Regions from separate parts of the Homo sapiens genome. Here region 2 is linked to region 1. Evidence: chromatin loops called from intact Hi-C (ENCODE). Cell type or tissue: Caco-2. All regions are shown on one strand.

Region 1 (8,000 bases):
CCTTGGCAAGGTAATACTTTCAGTGAAGAAAGTAAATTATTCAAAAAAAACCTAAGGAAATTTTAGGATTCTAGCTGGAGAAAAAAGAAGACCTTAGTTCTAGAGAAAGCCGGGTTGAGGCCACTACTTACTGAAGTTCTTTGTAGCAAGCAGAGACAACATAGCCTACGTCCTCATCCCAGAAGATATCAGGTGCCCTCAAAGTAGGGTCTTCTCCAGAGAAAGAAGTTTTGAAGAATTACAGGTCTAAAGACCCTAATCCCAACCCCTTGGCACCCGGTATGTTTTAGAATTCTGAATTGTGGGGATTTTAGGAAAGAAATCTGGTGCATAATCAACAATATTATATAACTTCTGCAGTGGGATCTGGGGCAACACCCCGTTAATCTTTCTTAAGCAAAACATATGAAGATCCACACTAAGTGGGACAAATAAAGGATATACATAAATAGACTCACATCAGTTCAAGTTTTGCTGCCAGAAAAGTTGTGGAAAAAAGAATTCAATTTTATGAGGTTTTTTGGATTTCAGAAACGTGACTCAGGGATTATGGACCTGTACATTTTTTAAATGTCTGTCTTTCCCAGCAGAGACTGAGATCAACGCTTTATTTATCTTCCCCAGTTTCTAGATTATGACTGGTGTTCAGTAAACATGTTGGATTTAATTGATTAATTCTCGGGCTGTGAGCCTCTCTCCCATTTGCTAGTGGCTGTTCCCTAACGAGCCACTGGACACCCATGGAGGGCCAAATTGCAAGAACAGGGTACTCAGCTCAAATGTACTCTTCTTTGAATTGAAGTAATTAAAGACAAGTAAATGTTATGCCTAATTTTAATCCATTATTTTCCAATTCCAAGTACTTCCATTGTTTAAGCCACCCAAAGATTATAAAGACCAATAATTAGATATTTGCAATATTGTCTTGTTTGAGGATTTGGTGACAATGTTCTGGAAAACACTGCAACAATGACAAGAATGTCCCATCTGGTTCCCATAATTATTCATTCTTGTCTCTTTGAATGTACTGGCCTGGAGACAAAGGTAATACTAAAGGCATAATAAGAATAGCAGTTCCGTCACACACCCACGGCAGACGCAATTCAGTCCCCATTTCTCCTCTCGGCCAGGTTTCCATGCAGGGCCCCGTGCAAGTGGCCACGTGCACGTTTCCCACTCACCGCTGCCAACCAGACGTCTTCCTTATAGACCCGCCTCCTCTTTGTCTTCCTGCCAGTCACTGCTGCTCTGGCTGGAAATAGATGTGTCAAGTTGTTCTCTAGATTTCAGGTCCTTTAGCATATGGGACAAGGTCATCCTTCTTTCTCAGTCATACAGGCAGTATAATTAGTCTTATCTTTCACTCCATGAGAATTAGAATGCAACTTTAAACTTTAAAGCAAGGAGAACAACATGGGTTTACTGTTAAATGCCCCAAAGCAACATGGACATCAGAAAAGACAGCCACAAATAGAGCATCAGCATTTAAACACCCAGACCAACTAGATATGTCTATCTGCTATCACGTAAGACCGGTCCTTTCACATACAGAGTTGCTTGATCTAGAAAATGCCATATGAAGACATTTAAATCTAGAGAACAAACACATTTACTCTCTAATGACAATATTGCAAATTTTTAAAAGTCACCCCAAGATTGCTTTACTTAGTAAAATGCCTCACATGTATTTTTTGCTTTTTTTTAAGTTATTTATAGAATAGGTGATACATGTACAGAGTTTTTAAATGGAAGCAATTAGGCCAGGCAAGGTGGCTCACAAGTGTAATCCCAGAGCTTTGGGAGGCTGAGGTGGGAGAATTGCTTGAGGCCAGGAGTTTTGAGACCAACCCAGGCAAAATAACCAAACCCCACCTCAAAAAAAAAAAAAAGAATGTAGGTGTGGTGGTGGTAGTGGTGCCTATAGTCCCAGCTACTCTGGACGCTGAGGTGAGAGGATTGCTTGAGCCCAGGAATTTGAGGCTGCAGTGAGCTATGATTGCACCTCTACACTCCAGCCTGTGTGACAAAGCAAGACCCTGTCTCTATACATAAATAATAAAAACAAAATAGAAGCAATTAAATATTGCTTAAGTTAAATGCAGTGGAAATTAAGTCTCAGCTCCCACTCCTGTCCCAAAGGCCCCAGTTCCTCTTTCCAGAGGCAACTACTATGACCAGATTGTAGATTCTTCCCAAAGTATTCTCTACATATACAAGTGTATATCACCTTTTCAATATAAACTCTATCACACCACACACACTGTTATATATTTTGTTCCTCTAAGTGCATTGAAATGGTTAATTAGGAAAGATTCTCTTCACCCCAGAGTCAGACAGGACTCCAGGCTTTTCCCATCCCTTCTCAACAGTTAGTCCCACTCTGGTTAACTGGATGGGGAGGGAAAACTGGGAGGGGCAGGCATCTAGAACATCACCACCTTCTACAACAGGTCCGGCAGCAGGGAAACAAAGGTACTGCACGTTCCATCCAGATGATTCAGCAAAAAGTACCCAAAAGACAAAAGGCTGCAGACAGTCTACATCTGGAGGACAGAGCGACAGACTTCGGTTCCAGGATCAGGGGAAGGAGCAACCTGGCTGTCCAGGTGCACAGGCAGAAAGCTGGCATTTGGCAGCCTTCCAGCAGGCTGTGGGGCTCACAAGTCAAAGTGGGTCCTGGGGAGGCGCCTGACAAGAAGACAGAGGCCCAGTGTTAAGGATGTGAACTCGGGCACAGGGAGGACACAGAAGCCAATGCCCAAGCAAGCACACAAGGGATGTGGAACCTCAAACAGATTATTAGGACTGTGACATGAGGTTAGAAGGGGGCTAATGCCAAATCCCTCAGTATGTAGCTAGATCTCCTAGAATCAGACCCCAAAAGCTGAGAGAACAGCTGGCGCATGTGTTGAGTGGCTTCTGGAGAGGCAAAAGGAGGCAGGAACCAGGCAGCACCAGGCCACAGCAATCCAGGCTCCATCATCCATCCTCACACCATTGTCACTATCCCCTAACTAGCTCCTCATCCACAAAATGAGGTTTAACCACCTTATCTATAAGGTCCCTTCCAACTCTAATTATCTGTCCTCCCCTCCTGAAATAATTTATCTTTCCAGTTTTCCCAACTGTCAGCTGGCAACTTAATAACCTTTATGTATGAGCCTTCCTCTGCAACAGACACACACATTCAGAACTCTTCATGGGCTCACAATGCCTACAGCTGAAGCCCTCAGTGCAGCATTCAGGGTATTCAAGTTCAATGCTTCCTAACTAACCCCAATAGGTGGTGCTATGGGTTGAATTATGACTCCCAAAAAGACAAAGCAAAGTCCTAATCCCCAAAAACTATAATTGTGACCCCTTAATTGGAAATAGGGGCTTTGTGGATACAATTCAGATGTAAGTTAAGATAAGGTCATACTAGAGTAGAGTGGGCCCTTCATCCAACATGACTGGTGGGAGTCCTTATAAGGAGAAGACACTGAGATACACATACACAGACAGAAGACAATGTATGGAATGAACCCTCCATAAAAATCCCTAAGTCATACAGTTCTGAGAGCCTCTGGGTTGGTAAACACACTGAGATTCTGGAAAATGGTGCATCCCAACTCCACAAGAGCAGAAGCTTCTGTGCTTGGGACCCTTCTGGACCACACTTTATATACTTCTTCATCAGGCAATTCATCTGTATCCTTTACAACTCAACCATTAAATGTAAGTAAAGTACCTTCCTAAGTTGTGAGCCATTTAAGCAGATTACCAAACCTGAGGGTTGTGAGAATCCCGAATTTATAGCCTGTCAGTCAGAAATACAGTTGGCCTGGGACTTGCAGTTGGCATCTGAAATGGGACAGTCTTGTGGGATTGAGCCCTGTCAAAGAGTTAGAAAAGTGGTGTTGGAAAAGATATTATGTATTTGGTATCAGGAGGTGAAAATCCCCTGATTTGGTGTCAGAAGTGATGTGATTAAAAAAAAACCCACTCAATATTTAAAAAGAAATTGATGATTCAATAGTATTAAAGGATTACTACTTTCAAGAAAAATATAAGGAAAATGATAAGAAAATTTATCAAAAAAATGATAAGAAAAATACTCTGTGACTCTTCATTAGGTATTCCAAGTTTATGTTCGATATCTCTAATACAATGAAAGAAACCCTATTGAAAAGATATTTTATTCTTTACTGTATTTCAAAAAGAAAATTGATCGTTTAAATGTAGAATTCAAGGTAAGATAATTACTAGAAAGTTTACTACAAAAAATAGTGAATTGAATGCTAATGTGTAAGGTGACTCATGGAACCAAATGTAAATTACCAGAAATATGTTTCTTTGGAGCCAAAATGGTATCTCATTTTGGAATAATATGCATTTTAAAAATCTAAAATAATGATTAAAGGAACTCTAATAGGCAATTGATTTAGAAAGTCTGATAACATCCTGCCAACTTATAGATGTTATTGGACTAGGAGAGGTGAGTGGACATTTATCAGCAGACTAGTACTAATGACCATCTGATTTACCTAGATCCTAATTTCCTTCTCACTAAATTATTTTAGGAGTAGTGCAGCTCCTAGAATCAAATATCTTAGATTAGAAAAGACCTTGAAAGTTGTATCATCCAATCTCTTGCCCAGTGTAGAATTCCTGCCACTTCCTCCCTGACATGCCCATCAAATCTTTGCCTAAATATAGCTGACAACAGTCTCTGCTTTGAAAATCATCTACTCCATTGCTGGGTTAGGAAAATAGGGACCCTAGTACCTGTTTCAAAGGGGGCATCCCAAAGGAGAAAGCCCAAAAAGAGGCCTCTCAACATTATCACCTGGCCCTCAGCTTTCAAACCTCAATAGGAAGATTGCACATCAGAAAAAAGATGAGTGGTGATTCTTTACCAGAACTGGTTTCACTAACCAGGTCAGTCAGCCCTCTCATTTCAGTAACCGCCCCCTCAAGTCCTAGGAACCACCTGACAGTACACCTTGGCATTTCCTTCCACATGAGGTTACCTCCAAGCATCACCAGTAAGATCAGAAGACCCCGAAAACACCATGAGTTTGGCCTTTGCTCTCATTACCAGCACATTCTTATACAAAGGCTTTGGGAATGGAAGAGCTGGATTGGGGGTCCTGAGGTTAACCTGAATGGATTTCAGGATGACAGCTCTTAGGTCATTCCACAGGCATACAGATATTTGACCAGGGAAGTAGTCTGCATCTTTTCACGTTAAAATGAGGCCTTAAGTAGGATAGGTTATAAAGAAAAAGGTTAAAAGGCCTTATATTAGTTTTTTTGTTTTGTGTTTTTGTTTTTGTTTTTTGTTTTGTTTTTTTGGTTTTTTTTGAGACAGGGTCTTGCTCTGTCATCTAGGCTGAGTGCAGTGGCACGATCACAGCTCACTCCAGCCTCGACCTCCCAGGCTTAAGCAATCCTCCCACCATATCCTCCAATGTAGTTGGAACTACAGGTGCAAGCCACCACACCCAGCTAATTTTTGTACTTTTTGTAGAGACAAGTTTTGCCATATTGCCCAGGCTGGCCTCAAACTCTTGGCCTCAAACAATCTACTCACTTCAGCCTCCCAAAGTGCTGGGATTACAGGTGTGAGCCACCATGCCAGGCCTCATATTATATATTAGTTTTCTATGCTGCATTAAAAATTGCCACAAACTTGGCAGCTTAAAACAACACATATTTATTATCTCACTATTTCTGCAGCTTAGGATTCTGGGCAAAGCTTATATGGGTCCTCTGTAAGCTGCTACCAAGATGTCCACCAGGGCTCAGGTCTCCTCTAAAGGCATAACTGGCAACAAATCTTCCAAGCTCACTGGGGCTGTTAAATAGAATCCACTCCTTTGCCCTGGTCAGCTCCTAAGCACTGCCACTCGCAGCTCCCAAAGGCCACTCACAGTTCCTTGCCACATGGCCCTCTCCATTGCCTTCTCATAGCATGGCCAATTGTTTCTTCAAAGCCAGCAGGGGGAAGAGCAAGTCCACTTGCAAGGATTCTTACATAACCTGATATGATCACCATCACCGTTGTCATATTCCACTGGTTAGAAGCAAGTCACAGACCCCACCCAAACTCACGGAGGGGGTTTACAAGGGTGTGGACACCAAAAGGTGGACTTGACAGGTATCACCTTAAAGTTAGCCCACCACAACCCCAAGAATCTTTATTTTTTAAAGTACCTCAGTGATGTTGATGTTTAACCAGGTTTCAGAATATTGTTATAAGGTACAGCAGAGGAGGCAAAATAAGGGGGAGATTATTTTAATGTTGTGGTTTGCAAACCTTGACTGCACCTTAGAATCACCTGAGGAGTTTTCAGCACTCCCATGACAGGGGGCACTCCAGACCGATTGAATCAGAATATCTGCGGGCGGATCAGGTTTCTTTTTTTAACACTTTAGGTGATTCCAAAGTGCAGCCAAGGCTGTGAATCACTGTTTTACCTGCACAATGAGGAATTGGAGTCAATCTTAATGGGAAAAAGGCAATATTTGGAGCAAGTTTTGAAAACCAATGTTTTAAAAACCAATCTTAATGGGAAAAAGGCAATATTTGGAGCAAGTTTGAAAACCAAGATGTTTTCTAGGTGAGAAGAAGGAGTGGCAAGAGATAAGGCAGGAACATTTGCAGTGATTTAATGAAGCTGGTGGATTCAAAGAAAGAAATGGATTCAAGAAATACTTAGGAGGTAACACTGATTAAGACTTTGTGCCAAATGTGAGGCTAACCAAGAAGGAGGAACCTCAGATAACTCCCAGATCTTGGGTTGAGACACCTCGAGAGCACAGGAGCCACTAACTGAAAAAAGAATCAAGAGGAGAAGCTGGTTGGGGGACAGGGAAGGTGGAGAAGATGATCAGCTCAGGTCTAGATACGTCAAGTTGCACACATTTTTAAAGGAGATTTAAATTAACTTGAATTAATTATTAATTAATTGAAGTTAAAATGAATGTTTTTTTGGTTTGCTAAATTCAGTTAATATATATTGGGCACTGCCAACATTTTCCCAATTAATTTATTCTCCTCTATTTTCCATAGCACTCAGCCGCCCAGTGCAGAGCCATGTAAATTCCATATCTGCCTCTGACTTCCTTTCCTCTAGGGTCATTTATTCTTTCACTAGTGGCATAACCTTTGGATGCCCCTTCCCATCACTAAATGTCAAGCAACTGCTTTGCAATGCTAAGTACTGAAATCTTCATATGTGCTGATGTAGCAATCATTAGGTGTAAGGTTTTTCAGAACCGTAAAAAATGAATTGTTTGTAAAAAGCCTCTTTAATGTGTTCAAGTTGAGCTCTTCAGTTCCACTTTCTGAAGGCTTCCACTGAAATGAAGAAAAAGTTCCCTGAAGCCCTCAGAATAAGTCATCAATCTTATGCAAACAACCAGCTTAAAACTATTTTGCTCTAGGATAGAAAATTTTCACCCTACGGCTTAACACAACTACCGAAGGCATGATGCTGTCACAAAGTAGGAAAGCTAGAGATATTTTAGACTTCTGTAATCCTGGTTACAGTCAAATGTTGATGAATGAATATCTCTAAAATTTACAGAAGCTAGAGTGGTAAGCTATGTCATGTGGTGTTTAATTATCCAACTAGTCCACACCAACATTCACTGGCTTATCTAAACATTAATCAGGAGTCTGACTAGTGTAAAACCTTGGGAGAATTTATGCTTTTGCACATAAGAATTTGGCCTAAAAACTTCTCACAGTCTTGAAGTGTTAGCAATTGCTGACCTTTAATGATCCAATGAAAACAGTATTATAACTATTGCTTCCTCTTATAGTGTCCATAATAAATGTTCAGTAAAAAATTTATTACCCAGCATTTCTATTCTAGTCATTTTCTTAAGCATTTTATCCTAAAATATAGTTTTTTAGTTCTCCTCCAAGGGAAAGAAAACCTCTTTCCAAAATTAAAAACATAATATTTGGACAACAAAAGACATTTAAAATACCACCTGAAGATTTTGAA
Region 2 (8,000 bases), 130 kb after region 1:
GAAAAGAGGTTTATTTGGCTCATGGTTTTGCAGGCTATACAAGAAGCATGGAGCCAGCATCTGCTTTTGGTGAGGGCCTCAGACTGCTTCCACTCATGCTGGAAGGTGAATAGGGGCTGCATATGCAGAAAGCACATGGCAAGAATGAAGCCAAAAGAGAGAAGGGAGGTGCCAGACATTTTTTAACAACAAGCTCTCAGGCTCTCACAGGAACTTATAGAGTGGGAACTCATTCATTACCTCAAGGATAGTACCAAGTCATTCATGAGAGATTCCTCCAAGACCCAAATACTTCCCACGAGGCCCCACCTCCAACCCTGAAGATCAAATTTCAACTTGAGGTTTAGAGGGTCAGATATCCAAGCTATAGCAGCACCATCCCATTATACATTTGGTATCTATGTCCTAAACCAAAACTCCCTCCAGCTTTACTGTAGTTTACTAAGTTGTATATTATACTTTATGTGGGATTTTCTCACTGCCCCCTAACATGGAGCATAGAATCTACTGCTGGAGCAATTTCCTCCAAATACTTTTCAATTTGGTGGCTTAATGGGTATGCTTATTGCACCTCCTCTGCAGACTCAGAGGTACTTGGAGTCTGGCCACTGCTCGTGCCAATGACAAAGAATGCTTTAGCTCTGAAGTCAGAGCTCAGACCATGAGAGTAAAACCTATGTATTAGCAGAAGAGAAAAGCAAAAAGAAAAACAAAGAATAGAAAAGAAAGGCAGGGAAATGAAGGGAAGCAGGGAAGAGGAATAAGTGAAACGAATCCCAGGAGTGGTAAGGCACAGTGGGCGCCACCAGGAACTGCCCTCCGATCTAGTTCTCCTAACATGCAGAAAAGGATCCTTTGTAGATTGAACTCACTATTCTTCCAGCAACAACTATCTGATGTCAGAAATTCTAAAGCCTAACATCACTTCCACTTTAAGACCAGCAAGGTATGGAGGAGGTGGGTAGTAATAGAGTATGAAGAACATGAGGCTGGGCACTGTGGCTTACACCTGTAATCCCAGCATTTCGGGATGCTGAGACAGGAGGATGGCTTGAACTCAGGAGTTCTAGACCAGCCTGGGCAATATAGCAAGATCCTGTCTCTACAAAAAAATACAAAAAAAAAAAAAAAGAAAGAAAGAAACAAAAAACATAAAATTTGAAGGCAGAAGGCCTGGTTCAGGTCATAGGCTATGACACACAGGGTAAGCCACTTCTTAACTTTTTCATCTCAGCGTCCTTATCTGTTAAATGGTGATGATAACACCTGGCACACAGGATTGTTGTGAGCATCAAATGACTGCACATGAAAGGGTAAGTTTCTATTTCAACCGTGATGGAGAGATGGTTAACATGCCTGCACTTCATAGATTCTGAGAACTAAAGGACAAATACACCCAACAAGCAAAATTCGAGGTGCAATTGCTTTATTAGATGATATCCAAGTACTCGTGTATCTACACATATTTCTCTATATCAGCTAACAAAATGGGGAGCCTTAAAAGAAACACAAGTATTTTTTTCAAATATTTGAAGGGTTCCCAGAAAGAAGGATTAGCTATTTCCAAACTGGTTCAAATATAGAACCTTAGTCAGACTAGCAGGTAAAAGCTACAGGGAAAAGGATTTGGGATCAGTATAATAAAGAGCTTTCCAATATTTCAAACTGTTTAAAAATGAGACAACTCCCCATAAGGAGATGAGTTCTCTGATAGTGAAGATGTTTAAGTTGAAAGGAATGACCGACTGTCAGGATATGTTAAACGTTGGGTGAGGTGCAAGTTGCATGAGGGGAGGGGGTGTGTGTCTGTTTTGTTCACTGCTATTACCCCGTGCCTAGAACAGTGCCTAGCATGTGGAAGACTCCCAGATACAATAAATAAATGAGCAAACTGGGCATGGTGGTGCATGCCTGTAGTCCCAGCTACTTAAGAGGCTGAGACAGGGGCATTGCTTGAGCCCAGAGGTTTGAGTCTAGCCTGGGCAACATAGGGAGACCCTGAGAAAGAAGAAAGCAAAGCAAAGCTAAAAAAAAAAAGAAAGAAAAGGAAGGAAAGAAAGGAAGGAAAGAGAGAAAAATAGAGAGAAAGAGAAAAAGAGAAAAGAGAGAAAGGAAGGAAGGAAGAAAGGGAAGGAAGGAAGGAAGGGAGGGAGGGAAGGGAAGGGAAGGGAAGAAATGAGCATATCCTGTGATCACTTTGAATCTAAGCCTATAATTTTATGATAGATGTTCAACAATTCTTAGTTCTGTTGAGTCTGTGTCCGCTCAGCAGCTCAGCTGGGCATCTCAAAGGTCAAATCATTTAAATATTTTCTCTGAGTCAAATTCACAAACACAAGAGTTGATTCTACATCTGCAGACAAACAGGTACCAGAAAGCCCTACCTCACTGTTACACACTAAGAGTGTGGAATGAACAGCAGGTGAAATAGCCAAACCTACACAAATCAACCAACAAAATCAAATGGGAGTTGAGGAGAGGCGTAGGTGTTACTCAGGTATAGTGCCAAGTGGATCTGAGGACAAGAATGTTCTCCTATGCATCTCTGTATCCTTAATACTAAGCACAGTGCCTGGCACAAAATAGATGCTCAAAAACCATTTGCTGAATTCAACTGAACTGAAATTTATGTCTGACAATTATTAACTATTTGCCTTTTCATTTCGTATGAGGTTCACGATTCATTGTTATATATTTATTCATACATTGACTTGGATTTAATTGCTTATATCTCCCCCACTACATTACAAACACCATAAGGGACCATGTCTCCTATTGATCATTGTATACCATGTAGCCCTGGTACATTGTGTGGCACATAGGAGGTGTGCACTTAATATTTGTTGAATGAAGTGAATAAATACTGGAAGTGGATCTCTAAAATAACTGTGTACTTGAAAGAATTCTAGAATCATAGAATCTTTCTAATCCTTTTAGTTATTATTTGTTTATTATCAAGTCTTCCCATTTAGACTGAACCATTTAAGAAATGAAGCAATTTAATCTAGATAAAATAATGGTAATGCAATAGTAATATCAGAATATTTCTTCTAAATTGATGGTCAAAAATGCTCATGAGAGTCCCCAGAAACACTCAGCTTCAAGTTTTGTTTTTTCTTTTTTTTTGAGACGGAGTCTTGCTCTGTTACCCAGGCTGGAGTGCAGTGGCGCTATCTGGGCTCACTGCAAGCTCCGCCTGCCGGGTTCACGGCATTCTCCTGCCTCAGCCTCCCGAGTAGCTGGGACTACAGGCGCCTGCCACCACGCCCAGCTAATTCTTTGTATTTTTAGTAGAGACGGGGTTTCACTGTGTTAGCCAGGATGGTCTCGATCTCCTGACCTCATGATCCACCCGCTTCAGCCTCCCAAAGTGCTGGGATTACAGGCGTGAGACACTGCGCCCGGCCTCAGCTTCGAGTTTTTTAGGGAAACATTTTACTGGCCAACACTCCCATTTTCAAACAGACTTCACAGTCAATCCAGAGGCTGCAGATAACTAACTTAATCCTCTTCTTTGGGCTATATAACTGGGTTTGTCTTTTTTTTTTTTTTTTTGGCACTTCTACTGAAGGGCATACTAAGCAGAGAAAAGAAATCCAGTCAAACCATAAGCATGAATTTTGGCAGCTTTTATAACAGCCAAGCCTAGTGAACAGTTAGTATTTGGTGACTCCAATGTTGTCTTTCTGGACCTTTTCCCACCCAGTCATGGAGATATCCCTCCACCCAAAGCTGCTCCATTCATACCTAAGGCTCAAATGGCTGTGAAGACAGTGTTTGTTACCGGTCTGCAATAAGATAACTTACATCAGAATATAAATGAAAGCACTGAAGCTTCCTGCATTGGAAAAGTCTTGCTACCTTGCTACCAAGATAAAAATATATTTCAGATGAACTAAATAGTGTGCTTCATGACATAATTGACTTAAATCCTGGCAAAAGATCCTTACCTGGTTGCAAGTCAGGAACAAAGAGCTTCAGAGACTGGCGCTTTGAGCAGCATTCTGCTAAGCCATAAAAAGATATCTCCTCCTGCATATCTGCATTTTAAAGGACAATAAGAAGCTTCAAACTGAAGGAATCATTCCCTAAGCACAGGTTCTCACAAACATAGGGATATTATGTCTCGAACAGGTGGACATGGTATTTGGGGTTTAGAAGGGAACCACTGAAATGAGGCATCCTGCCATAACCAGATCTAGTACATAACACATGCATAAAACGGTATCAATTCCTTTTCTCCTACATCCTGACCCAATCCAATTTTTTTTCAAAGGAACACATGCATTAGAATCACCTAAGAAATTTATTAAACATGCCTGTTGCCAGGCCAGCTGAATTAGAATAGCTGGGTATGGGCCTAGGAATCTGTATGCTTAACAGGCATCCAAAAGATTTATGTACACTGAAATCTGAGAACCACTGCATTAGATCAGCTGAGGCTACAGAAAAGATCTTTGCAACTGCAAAGGAAACAAAAATAAAAGTCCAAAGTGAGCACCAAATAGGAACTTTTGTCCCTGCCACAGATATTTCAGAAAGCAAGTGAATACAGCATAGCCGATCAACTGATGCAAGCACCCCCTACACCACAAATAGGCTTTGCCCTATAGCATTTGCCAGTTACTGTTTAAGCAAACCATTGTTTAACTGCCATTAACCTCATAGGATTATTGACACTGGGTATCCATTTCTCAAAGAGATGTCAGATATTTGACTAGGTTAAATTGAGAAACACTGGATTCTTTGGCTTGGTTTCGTTTTGTTAATGGAACTTCCTCACCTCAGAAACAGCATGTAAGTCAATTAGCCTTTTTCTAACTAAGGAAACAATGGACTTTATTCACATGGTATTTCACTCACAAGTCCCCTAAATTACTGGCTTGCCAAACCCTGCTCAAGTAAGCAGGCTGAGTGACAATAACAAAAGCTAAATCATTTGGCATTTCAGTGACAATGTATAACAGTGTATAAATTTTTTAAATCCCCTTACTGTTCTGCCTTCTCAGCAATGACACATCTACAAAATGGGCACTAGGCCAAGTACCCTACCACAAAACAAAATCGTTGCCTGTTGTGGTATTAATGTTCAGTGAAGCAACTGGTCTCAGTACACAGTCAAGTAAACAGGCATCAAAGGGTAGAACCTAACTGTTAACCCAAAGTATCTGAGACGGGTCTCAGTCAATTTAGTAAGTTTTTCTTTTGTCTTTTTGGCCAAGATTAAGGAGGCACCCGTGACACAGCCTCAGGGGGCCCTGACGACATGTGCCCAAGGTGGCTGGGGTACAGCTTGCTTTTATACATTTTAGGGAGACATGAGACATTAGTCAACATGTGTAAGATGTACATTGGTTTGGCCAGGTAAGGCGGGACAACTCAATGTGGGGGCTTCCAGGTTAGAAGTAGATAAAAGACATTAGGGTGCATTCTTTTGAGTCCTGATGAGCCTTCCACTCAATACACAACTTAGTCTGACTCAGTGAATCTGCATTTTTACATAAACAATAGGGCAAAGGAAGCAATCAGATATGCATTTGTCTCAGGTGAGTCTCAGAGGGATGACTTTGAGTTCTGTCTGTCCTTTGTCCACAGTGAATTTCCTTGTGGACGAGGATCTGTGGCAAATTGCGAGGGAGGTATGTAGCTATGTTATTTAGGAATAAAATGGGAGGCAGGTTTGCCTGACATAGCTCCCAGTTTGATTTTTCCCTTGGCTTAGTGATTTATTTTCCTTTCACATAACCACAGAGGAGAATGCCATGGAGAGGGGCAATAACAGGCACTGAACATCAGGAATGCTGGCAGGCGAGTCAGATATGGCTCCAAGTCTGTTCAGTGGTCTCCACAAGGCTTCCACAAAGGCCAAAGGTTTCATGCTGACGTATGATAACAAACACAAGAGAACCAACAGCCTGGGCAAATTAAATCTACGGTTTTTTATGAGCTAGTCCATAATGAAAAGTCTCTCACAGACTGAAAAAATGTTCCATATCAATCGAATCACAATATTTAAGAAAGCCATGACCAATTTGCTTAAGACTGCTCCTTCAGCTGCCCCTCTTCAGCATCCCTCCCAGAGGAAGAAAAAGCATTAGACAAAAAGATTCAGATCAACACTGCCCCCCTTCAAGAGAGTCATGGCACACCAGACACAAAGCAGTGAATCACCTGTCATTTGTTTCCAGTTCTTCCTCATCAGCCCACAGTCATACATCTGGCATCAAATAGTATAGCTTTTACTTTTTTCCTAGTAGAATCAGTGTCATTCAATTGCAAGTTGAAAGTTAGGAAAATGGAAAGTTCAATTTTTCTACAAATAAGCAAGGATAACTTTGACAGGCGCTGCAACACTCTCTGTCATGGTTTCAACAGATCTCTTTCCTACCTCCTACTTTAAGTAAAAGTTAAATAAAGAGTCTCCCTGTATGTGCCAGTTTCATATACACGCAAGAACATACAGGAAGTTAGTATATGATAAAGATGACATTTTAAAATTGGTGGGAAATAGATCAAATAGGGAAAAGTAAATCCCTTAAGGGATAAGTAAATGGTGTTTGGGAAACAGATTAGGCATTTGAGAGGGGAAATTTGCATTCATAACTCAAGTTCAGACTTTGTAACAAAACAATTAAGCCTTTCAAAACATATCATGAAAACTAGAAACCACAAAGACTAATACATTTCATTATATTTAAAATGACATATGACATATATATAAAATACATAATAGGCAAAAATGGTTAATCTCAAATATACAAAAAGTTATTAATACTAGGAAGAATGAACAGTCAATAGAAAAACAGTCAAAGAACATGAAAAGGGCTGGGCGCGGTGGCTCACGCCTGTAATCCCAGCACTTTGGGAGGCTGAGGCAGGCGGATCACGAGGTCAGGTGATCGAGACCATCCTGGCTAACACGGTGAAACCCTGTCTCTACTAAAAATACAAAAAATTAGCGGGGCGGGTGCCTGTAGTCCCAGCTACTCAGGAGGCTGAGGCAGGAGAATGGCGTGAACCCAGGAGGCGGAGCTTGCAGTGAGCCGAGATCGCACCACTGCACTCCAGCCTGGGCGACAGAGCGAGACTCCGTCGCAAAAAAAAAAAAAAAAAAAAAAAGAACATGAAAAGGAAGTCACACGCTGACACACACAAACACACACACACATACACTTCCACAAATGCCCAGTCAACAGATGAAAGCTCAATCAACATTAAACAGGACATGGTTTTTGCCCATTGGAATTAGCAATACAATGTTATCAAGTATGGAAATATTATTGTGCATTATGAATGGAAGAGTAACCAAAAGAGACTTTCTGGAAAGCGGTTCATGCTTTTACACAGCTATTCCACTTACAGGTTTTTACCCTAAGGAGAAATTACCCATGTGCTGAAAGACATATGCACCAGAGTGTTCACCTATTATTTATAATGTTAAAGACATATAAACCAAATGTCAATAATTGCAAGGCTAGGTTAAATAAACCATGATATACACATTCTCTTGTATGTGCAGCTATTAAAAATTATGTAGTCCTATATTTGATGCCATGGAAAGATCCTTATTTGAAGAAATGCAGATTATAGAACATTATGTTTATGATCCTATTTATATAAAAGTGTATTCATATCTATCCACATATGCTCATATTTAGAGACGACCAGAAGATTGTTTACAAAACTGTTAACATTAGTTATTTCTGGGTTCTGGCACTGCAGGTGATCTTTACTTGTCTGCACTTTCTTGTATCATTCCAGTTTTGAAGGGGTTTATTTTTTCAATGAGTATGTGTCATTTTTACTAAAACAAAGATATTTTTTCTAAAACGATGCTGGTTTCATCAAACAAGGATATCAAAAACAAATAAAAAGATGCTTCTCTGCTTTAAGAACAAATCATAGGAATAATCATAAAGTAGTTGAGGCTTTTCTCCAGTTTCCTTCATATTACATGCTCAGCTGGTCACTCTGGAATTGTCACTCTCAACTGATGAACT

What was found. A loop is a pair of places that touch in the nucleus more often than their neighbours do. Peaks named below come from ENCODE experiments on the same cell type or tissue, not always from the same donor. Only the 100,000 strongest peaks of a DNase experiment are listed, where the experiment ranks them.
Region 2: a loop joins it to region 1, with 2.6 times the contacts of the local background. A loop is called at or near these places in 3 of 110 quality-filtered maps.

What each region holds. Positions count from the first base shown.
Region 1 is chr13:47,795,821-47,803,820 of GRCh38, forward strand. No RefSeq gene overlaps it. Among named protein-coding and RNA genes, the nearest start is that of LINC00562, 130 kb to the right of the region's middle. In Caco-2, a CTCF peak has its summit at 3,357; no DNase peak of the experiment used is centred here.
Region 2 is chr13:47,928,744-47,936,743 of GRCh38, forward strand. It overlaps LINC00562 (long intergenic non-protein coding RNA 562), which reads right to left and starts at 3,879. Exons shown (of 1, transcript NR_047492.1): 1 at 1,410-3,879. In Caco-2, no CTCF peak of the experiment used is centred here; no DNase peak of the experiment used is centred here.